Regions from separate parts of the Homo sapiens genome. Here region 2 is linked to region 1. A link is a loop called in an ENCODE intact Hi-C map of the cell type or tissue named here. Cell type or tissue: heart right ventricle. All regions are shown on one strand. Each heading gives the region's core, and the rest is flanking DNA. Links, peaks and the distances in the headings are about the cores only.

Region 1 (2,500 bases), core at 1-2,500:
CCTGTAATCCCAGCACTTTGGGAGGCCGAGGTCGGTGGATCACCTGAGGTCAGGAGTTCGAGATCAGCCTGACCAACATGGTGAAAACCCCTCTCTACTAAAAAAACAAAAATTAGTTGGGTGTGGTGGCACGCACCTGTAATCCCAGATACTTCGGAGGTTGAGGCACAAGAATCGCTTAAACCTGGGAGGCAGAGGTTGCAGTGAGCCGATATTGCGCCACTGCACTCCAGCCTGGGCAAGACAGCGAGACTTTGTCTCAATAAATAAATAAATAAATACAATAAATTGTAAAAGATCAAAATTTTTAGCCATTACTTGTGTAATAAAATATCACAATTAGCTAAGTATAAATCAACAAAATTAAGCTCTATCCCCAAATTGTGCTGTGCTCCTCAGATTAAAAGGGAAGTGCAAAATAGTAAATTATCCCTGCATTGTTTGCATTAAAAAATATGATTAATATATTATAAATACAAAATTATTTTTAAAAAGAGAAAAGTGAAAAAATAAGTTAAAATGAGTATTTTTAAAGAGAATGAGTTACCCACAAAATTTTAATAGTTCTACAGATTTCTATTGCTCTGTACAAAGCAGAATTTGTTTAGAAAAGGTAAGAATTCCAATTAATTTTCTTCTTTCTTGTAACTGATCAAAACTTCTAAAAATTAAAATGTGATTAACAGACATTACCATCTTGGTATTTTAACTTACAATATTTTAACTCAAATGCTCTCCTCAATGATAAACGATAGGTCGTCATTGGCTATACATGTAGGGCTCTTGCTCCATATATCACACAAAACTTCTGGGAGTATTTTTATCTTTGGCCAATTTGCATACCCCATTGCTAATTACCTTTTTGTCCTGTGATACAATCATTATAACATTAAATGCAATTAGCCTTCCAAAACAACATTTCACATAAATGGGACTCACACCATTCTATTCAATTTTTCATACAATTAATATTTGAAATATTAGCTTTTGTTAGTGCATTTCCATTATCTACCAAAAGATGGAGGCATTTTTCAATAATACATAAAGATCTAGAACAGTACTGTTTAAGAGAATTATAAAATGAGCTGCTTACGTAATTAAAAATTTTCTAGAATCCATGTTAAATAAAATAAGGCGAAATCAATTTATAAATTTTATTACTCAATGTATCTAAAGTAGTATTTCATCATCTAAGTTATTAATGAGGTATTTTACATTTTTTGCATACTGTGTTTTCAAAATCCAATGTGCATTTCACACTAACAATACACCTCGATTTGGACTGGCCACATTTCAAATGTTGAACAGTGACATGTGGCTACTGGCTATGGTGTTGGACTATGCAGATCTAGAGTTACAGCACAAAATAAAATAATCAACTTTTCCAAACATTAAAATGTTCTTTCACAAGCAAATGTGACTATGAAGTCAAGATAAAATCTGAATTTACACATGAAATTAGTCAACAATCAGTGGCAATTATTGAAAGAAATTGTGAGGTTGTGATAATGAATCACATTTTTCCCAAACCTTCCTAATTCTTTTTTTTTTTTTTTTTTTTTTTTTTTTGAGTCAGGGTCTCAATGTTGCCCTGGCTGGAGTGCAGTGGCACAATCATACTTCACTGCAGCCTCAACCTCCCAGGCTCAAGCAATCCTCCCACCTCAGCCTGCAAGAGTAGCTGGACTACAGATGCGTGCCACCATACCCTGCTAACTTTTTCTACTTGTTGTAGAGATGGGGTTTCGCTATGTTGCCCAGGCGAGTCTCGAACTTCTGGGTTCAAGTTATCCTCCTACTTCGGCTTCCAAAAGTGCTGGATTACAGGTGCAAGCCACCATGCCCAGCCCTTCCTCACATAATTCTATCCTAATGGCTCTCCATATTTAAGCTTAAAAATGTGTGTGTGTGTGTGTGTGTGTGTGTGTGTGCGCGTGTGTGCGCGCGCGCGTTTGCTATTATGAGGAAAGCTTTCTATAAAAATTATGTGTTCGGAGTCAGGTTCATGTTTACGTATTCCAGCTCCTGGTAGCCTAGAAGGAAACTTTGGGCATTTTAAGGTACCTCAAGATCCTCTTATGGGCACTTTTGCTTTTCCCCAGAAGGGTAAGACGAGTTTCTGTTGTTTTTTTTTTTTTGTATTAACTTGCACGTATTAATCTAAAGGTAATGACCTTGTTATCTGGAGGCTATGAGCTAGTTGAAAGCTCTAGACAAGACAGCTGACAAAGATGGACTGGAAAGGAGTCTCTGAGAGAGATTTTATAGGTCACATGAACGGACTCACTGTTAAGCAGAGCCTACTTTAGGTCTTACCCAATCAAATGTGTGACCAGTGTAGCCGATTAATACACACTCAATTAGATTAGCAAGGAGTAACATGCTGTTTCAAGTAAAAAACTTTGGTTGTGAAATTGCAGCTGTTTGGAGCCATTTAGTAGAGGCAGAGGGCATGCAGCATGGTCAGTACAGGGTCCTGGGGAGACGCTGTAGGAGAGAA
Region 2 (5,222 bases), core at 1,083-3,582, 120 kb after region 1:
ATACCAAAATTAATTTCAGATGAATCAAGTTTTCCAAATGTAAAAATGAAGCCATAAGAGAAAGCGAGGGTGAACAGCGAATGTGTGAGTAATCTCAAAGGGGCATGGTCTCTTTCTATGCAGGACACAACAGTCAAACAAACAACAAACAGGAAAAATATTTCAACACAGCTACAAAGGGCTGGCTTCCTTAATTTAGAGAGATACTGTTTATTTCATCCATCACACTGGCAAAACTCTAGGGAGGGCCTGGGAAAACATTTACTGAGATACTATTGAAGGGAGTGTGTGTTAGACGTGACATCTCTGGGAGATTTGGCAGTGTTTATCAAAATTTAGAAAACATGTATCTCAGCAATCCCTGAGCCACAAATAATTTATCCTAAACTCCCACTACCCAAGGTTCTGCACTAAGGTCCAGATTCCAGAAGAAGTAATGCAATCCCAAGTTCATCCTTCCTACTGTGGTCAAGGTTAAACCCCACACCCCACGATGTGACTGCTGAGGCGACTTATCAGTCCCTTGAAGCCAAATCAGACAGGCACCTTACAGACACCGCATCACCCGCTGCCCTGTTCCACCTGCCAAGGGTCTGTGCCTCCTCACTAGACTCCAGCATCTTGAAGGCAGAACGATATCCTTTCCCCTGTCTTTCTTTCTTTCTTTCTTTTTTTTTTTTTTTTTTTTTTTTTTTTTGAGACAGAGTCTCACTCTGTTGCCCAGGCTGGAGTGCAGTGGCGCGATCTCGGCTCACTGCAACCTCCACCTCCCTGGTTCAAGTGATTCTCCTGCCTCAGCCTCCCGAGTAGGTGGGATTATAAGTGCCCACCACCACGTCTGGCTAATTTTTTTGTATTTTTAGTACAGATGGGGTTTCACCATGTTGGCCAGACTCACCATGTTGGCCAGACTGGTCTCGAACTCCTGACCTCAGGCAATCCACCACCCCGCCCCCCACCGCCCAGCCTCCCAAAGTGCTGGGATTACAGGCGTGAGCCACTGTGCCTGTCCCTTTCCTCTTTCTAATATCACATTTATATAGCCCAGAGCAGAGGCTCAAAATAACATTAGATGGATGAACAAATAAATTACTGAATGTGTAAATCAGATAAACTAGCTAGCTAGAAGTACTAGTGGGCAGGTTAAAGACAGGATGGAATCATAGGTAAATGGTTAAGAAAAAAAAGAGAAAGGGATCCAAGAGTTTAGAATAGTTTTCTAATAAATTTAAGGTTAGTCCTGTGTGTAAAAACTATCTTTATATTAAGTATGCAAAATTATCTTATAATACACAGAGGAACCGGAGCAGACAATAATGAATGTCAGGCATTTAGCAAGCTGGGTTAGATTTGATGAAACCGAAAACTCTTAAGCTTGGAAACTAGCTTGTTAAATAACAATGTTCCTGTAAACAGGCAGGCTAGATTTATTGTGCCCCTGGGAAATTCTCTGGAATGAACACAGAAAATGCTTCTGTTGATTAGCCTTTTTAGCTTGCGGGTGAGTGTTGACCTAAAAGGGAAAGGCTTGCCCTCCAGATTTTACATAATGTGCCCTTATCAATTCCTGTCAGGAGAACTGTCCCTGCAGGGATGTTAGGAAGACTAACGATTCTGCCTCAGTAACACAACCTGTGCTCCCAGGAGCCTGCTGCGAAACAGCAGCTTATCTCTTACACCTGCTTATGGACTAGAAAGACCAATTTTAAACAGAGGGCCAATGCAAAGAGAAGAGAAGATAAAGGACATTAATAAAGCTAACAAGTTGATTGATATATTCAAAGAGAGGAAACCGAGGCCGAGCATGTGTGATCACTGGCCCAAGGTCACGAGGGAACTGGCGGCCAGCCCCAGGACACAGAGGGCTTCCCTCCTCCAGCCACCTCCTCAACGCTAGCTGGAGAGCAGGGAGGAGGCATTTCCCAGAGGCAAGCTCTGAATACTCCGCTGTGTTCTCACTGGACAAAGGAAAGGAAAGATACTCCTCTAAAGACGGCACTGAACACTCACTTAGAGACGGTAACAGAAGCCTCTGTCAGCAACTCAAGGCTCATTTAACCAACTTTTGGGATATTACCCACACAGTCCTAAAAACGTATGCAAAGCAGGAAGTGAGATAAAAGAGACCTCAAAAATTCTGAGAGTAACTATAAAATTAGACATATTAATAAACGTGCAAACGTTATAAAATGGGAAAATATATACAGTTGGTTTTTCCGGCTGTGGTAGCTAATCAAAAATGACATCTCCTTCCAGCTCCCCTCACTCCCACCATGCCCTCGTGGGCAAAACCTGCTATGATTTGCCCGTGTAGCCCCCTCTCTGTGAACGTAGGAGAAGCGAAGCCATTGGCTTTCTGAGACTTGCTCATCAGAAGCCTTGCTGCTGCCACCTGCGCCTCTGGGAAAGCTTGCCGTGGGAGAGGCGCAACCGCCTGGAGAGGCCTTCCTATGAGGAAGTGCGTTAGTCACGTAGGAGACGGCCCCAGCTGGCCCGGCCACCCAGCTGAGGCGCCAAGCTGCACGTGAAAAAGCCGTCTTGGGCATACAGCCCCACTGGGCATTCCCGTGAGTCCAGCCCTAACGTCATCGGACTGCAGCCCCAAGAGAGACCCGAGGGAGAACTGCCCACTCACAGAACCAAGAGGGAGAATGATCAACAATCCACAAAGTTTCTTGCAAAGCAACAGATAACTGAACCATTGGCTAGCCAAGCTGTACAAAAGCATTAAAATAGATTTATTGCCATAAGACATGAGAAGTATAAACAAAAAAAAGTTACTAAACAATTACAGAGCGCCTATGCCTCTTCTTTGAATGGAAGGCCTTAGAAATACTTCCATATTTTCTGAGGTATTTTGAAGGAGTACAGGTCTGAACACACAGCACACAGCTGTCAGAAGGAAGGCCAGGCATTTACACAGGGTGGGCTGTGGAAGAAGAAACCTCGTAGGCAGCGGGGGACACAATGGTGACTGCAGGAAGGCCTATGAGGCTGTCAGCTGGAAGACTCCTTGATACCATTTCATTACCAGTCCAAAACACAGTCAGCTCTGCTTGTTTTTTCTCTTACAAACTCTAGTATGCTGTAGGGTTAGAGAGGTACTTATATTGTAAGCATACATGTGCAAATAACTGTGCTAGATTATGTGGCAACCTGATTTTCCCTAGATTTGTCATCTTATATTTCAATCAGACATGATGATGAAGAGCCTTGAACTCAAATTCAAATTTAAAACAAAGATGAAAGCACAGACTAGAACAGAAAATCAAAAACACAATTCAAGGATAGTATAACAAAAACATATTTCAGATACTGAAGAAAGCTGGTCCTTTGCAATAGACCATGTTCCACGGAGGTCTGCCCTCTGACAAGCCGAGGGCCTTAAGGCACATAACCTCTTTGAGACTTGAGATCTTCAGAATTGTTTTGAAACTATTTCTTCATTGGGAAGAAAAAATGGTTCTGTGATCCTCAATGGTGGTGAAGTTCTAGGTAAGAGCTTTAAGCGAAACGATGGAAAAAAGCAAGAACTAGGAGCTGGTACGTTAGAAGCATCTACTGCATTCAAACCCTGCATTAGGCCCCTTCATACAAACCTCCTTTAGTCCTCGTCATGGCCCTGCACCAAGGGCTTGGTGTCCCCTCTTTGGAGAAGCCACCACACAGAAAGGTCCAGTCACCAGCAAGAGGTCGTGCGGCACGTCCACTCTGAGTGAGTCTCACAGGGGATCTCAAATGCCCTCTTTCACTCTGCAAGGTATTACCTGCACTGTGGGCTCAGCATTCCAGAGATACGCATGGGAATAGGGCCAGGTCCCTGCCTCCAAGAGCTGACAGAAGGCTGGAACAAACACACATGTGCACGCACCATTCATTTCCACAGAAAGTCATTTTTGGATTCAAAGCTGCGTTTGAAATGGGTCTTGCAGGATGAATGGGATTTCACAGATGAAAACTGGTAGAAGAAAACTGCATAGGCTCATGGATTCATTCAGCAAGCACACACACAAAGGCCTGCTGTGGGTGAAGGGCAAATTCTGTCCCTGAAGGGCAGAGTGAGTGCTGGGAGCTTCAAGCATTTCTTTTGAGGTCCGTTTAGCAAAAGAATTTCTTATTAAATAGACAACTCACTTTATATTTTGTCACATACACTAAACACTTGTGGGAAATTCTCTCTGCCATTCAGATTTTAAAAAATTGATTCTGGATATTAGCTGTTCCCAAATTCAAAGGCGACATCCCTCACAGCAAAAACCTAACACAGGTCCTGGAAACCGACAAGGCCCTGCTGCAGGAGCTCACACTCCTGCGGTCCCTACTCCCAGGGATCAAGCCTGGCTGCTACAACTCTGTGTGCAAGAGCAAACTGTTTCTTGTGATGAGTCAGTTTCTTTTTTGAATCAAAACAGAAATGTTAAGAAAATATGGAGAGCTATTCTTTTATGATCAAGACAATTTTTGCTATGCTTTATATTCTTTTACAGTTTCCTATTTTAATATTCTCATCTGGTAGATTTCAAGCACTGACCTCTCCCTTTCTTTCAACAAGGGTATAAGAAGACAGACTCCACTTGCTCAGACTAGGCATGGGGCTTTATGGCCTTTGGGATTTCTTAGGGGAGACTTGAGACTTGAGAGCTGGAGAACTGTCAAGCTAATGATGTACCCCTTTTCCTTGCCATTTCAACACGAACAGGTATTTCTCTCCAAATCTAGAAATCCTTCTGTAAATGGAACGGCAGATCATTATTTTGCATTTTGCTGAGAACAAGAAGTACGTGAGATATTGCACAAAGTACAGCATGAGGCATAGCTTTTACCCAACAGGCTCAAAACTCTAAATTAAAAGAAAACAAAGGGACAGAAAGAAAAGCAGTTTTCTTCTCTTCCACCTCCTCCTCCTCTCGCCTGAAATGTACCACCCACGGGGAGTTGCACAGCTTAGGGCTTAGGCAGAGATGATATTCCATGTACTTTTTCAGGTTTCCCATTTAAGGCTGTCACCACCATTAAGCCAAATGACAGTAACGGAGGTGCGGTCACATTAATAACATGAGGGCTGTTCTAGGGCAAGATAGGGCCTGCGTCATGGCTTCCTCTATCCCTGAGAAGGAGGGTGACAGAAGAGAACGCCTGCAGGGTGACAGTAAAGGAGTGTATCAGGGATGGGGTTGCAGAGCACTGTGCAGTCCCCACTGTGGGCTGTCGGAGTCAATCAG

What was found. A loop is a pair of places that touch in the nucleus more often than their neighbours do. Peaks named below come from ENCODE experiments on the same cell type or tissue, not always from the same donor. Only the 100,000 strongest peaks of a DNase experiment are listed, where the experiment ranks them.
Region 2: a loop joins it to region 1, with 3 times the contacts of the local background. A loop is called at or near these places in 2 of 110 quality-filtered maps.

The regions. Positions count from the first base shown.
Region 1 is chr15:29,747,024-29,749,523 of GRCh38, forward strand. The region is part of intron 8 of TJP1 (tight junction protein 1); the gene reads right to left. Among named protein-coding and RNA genes, the nearest start is that of LCIIAR, 73 kb to the left of the region's middle. In heart right ventricle, for the core only: a CTCF peak has its summit at 1,011 (motif pointing right); no DNase peak of the experiment used is centred there; H3K27ac peaks cover 412 bases.
Region 2 is chr15:29,869,128-29,874,349 of GRCh38, forward strand. It overlaps a transcript of TJP1 not described here. Among named protein-coding and RNA genes, the nearest start is that of TJP1, 49 kb to the left of the region's middle. RefSeq lists enhancers at 3,279-3,780, 3,781-4,280. In heart right ventricle, for the core only: a CTCF peak has its summit at 2,375; DNase peaks (open chromatin) are centred at 1,854 and 2,493; H3K4me3 peaks cover 1,407 bases; H3K27ac peaks cover 2,500 bases.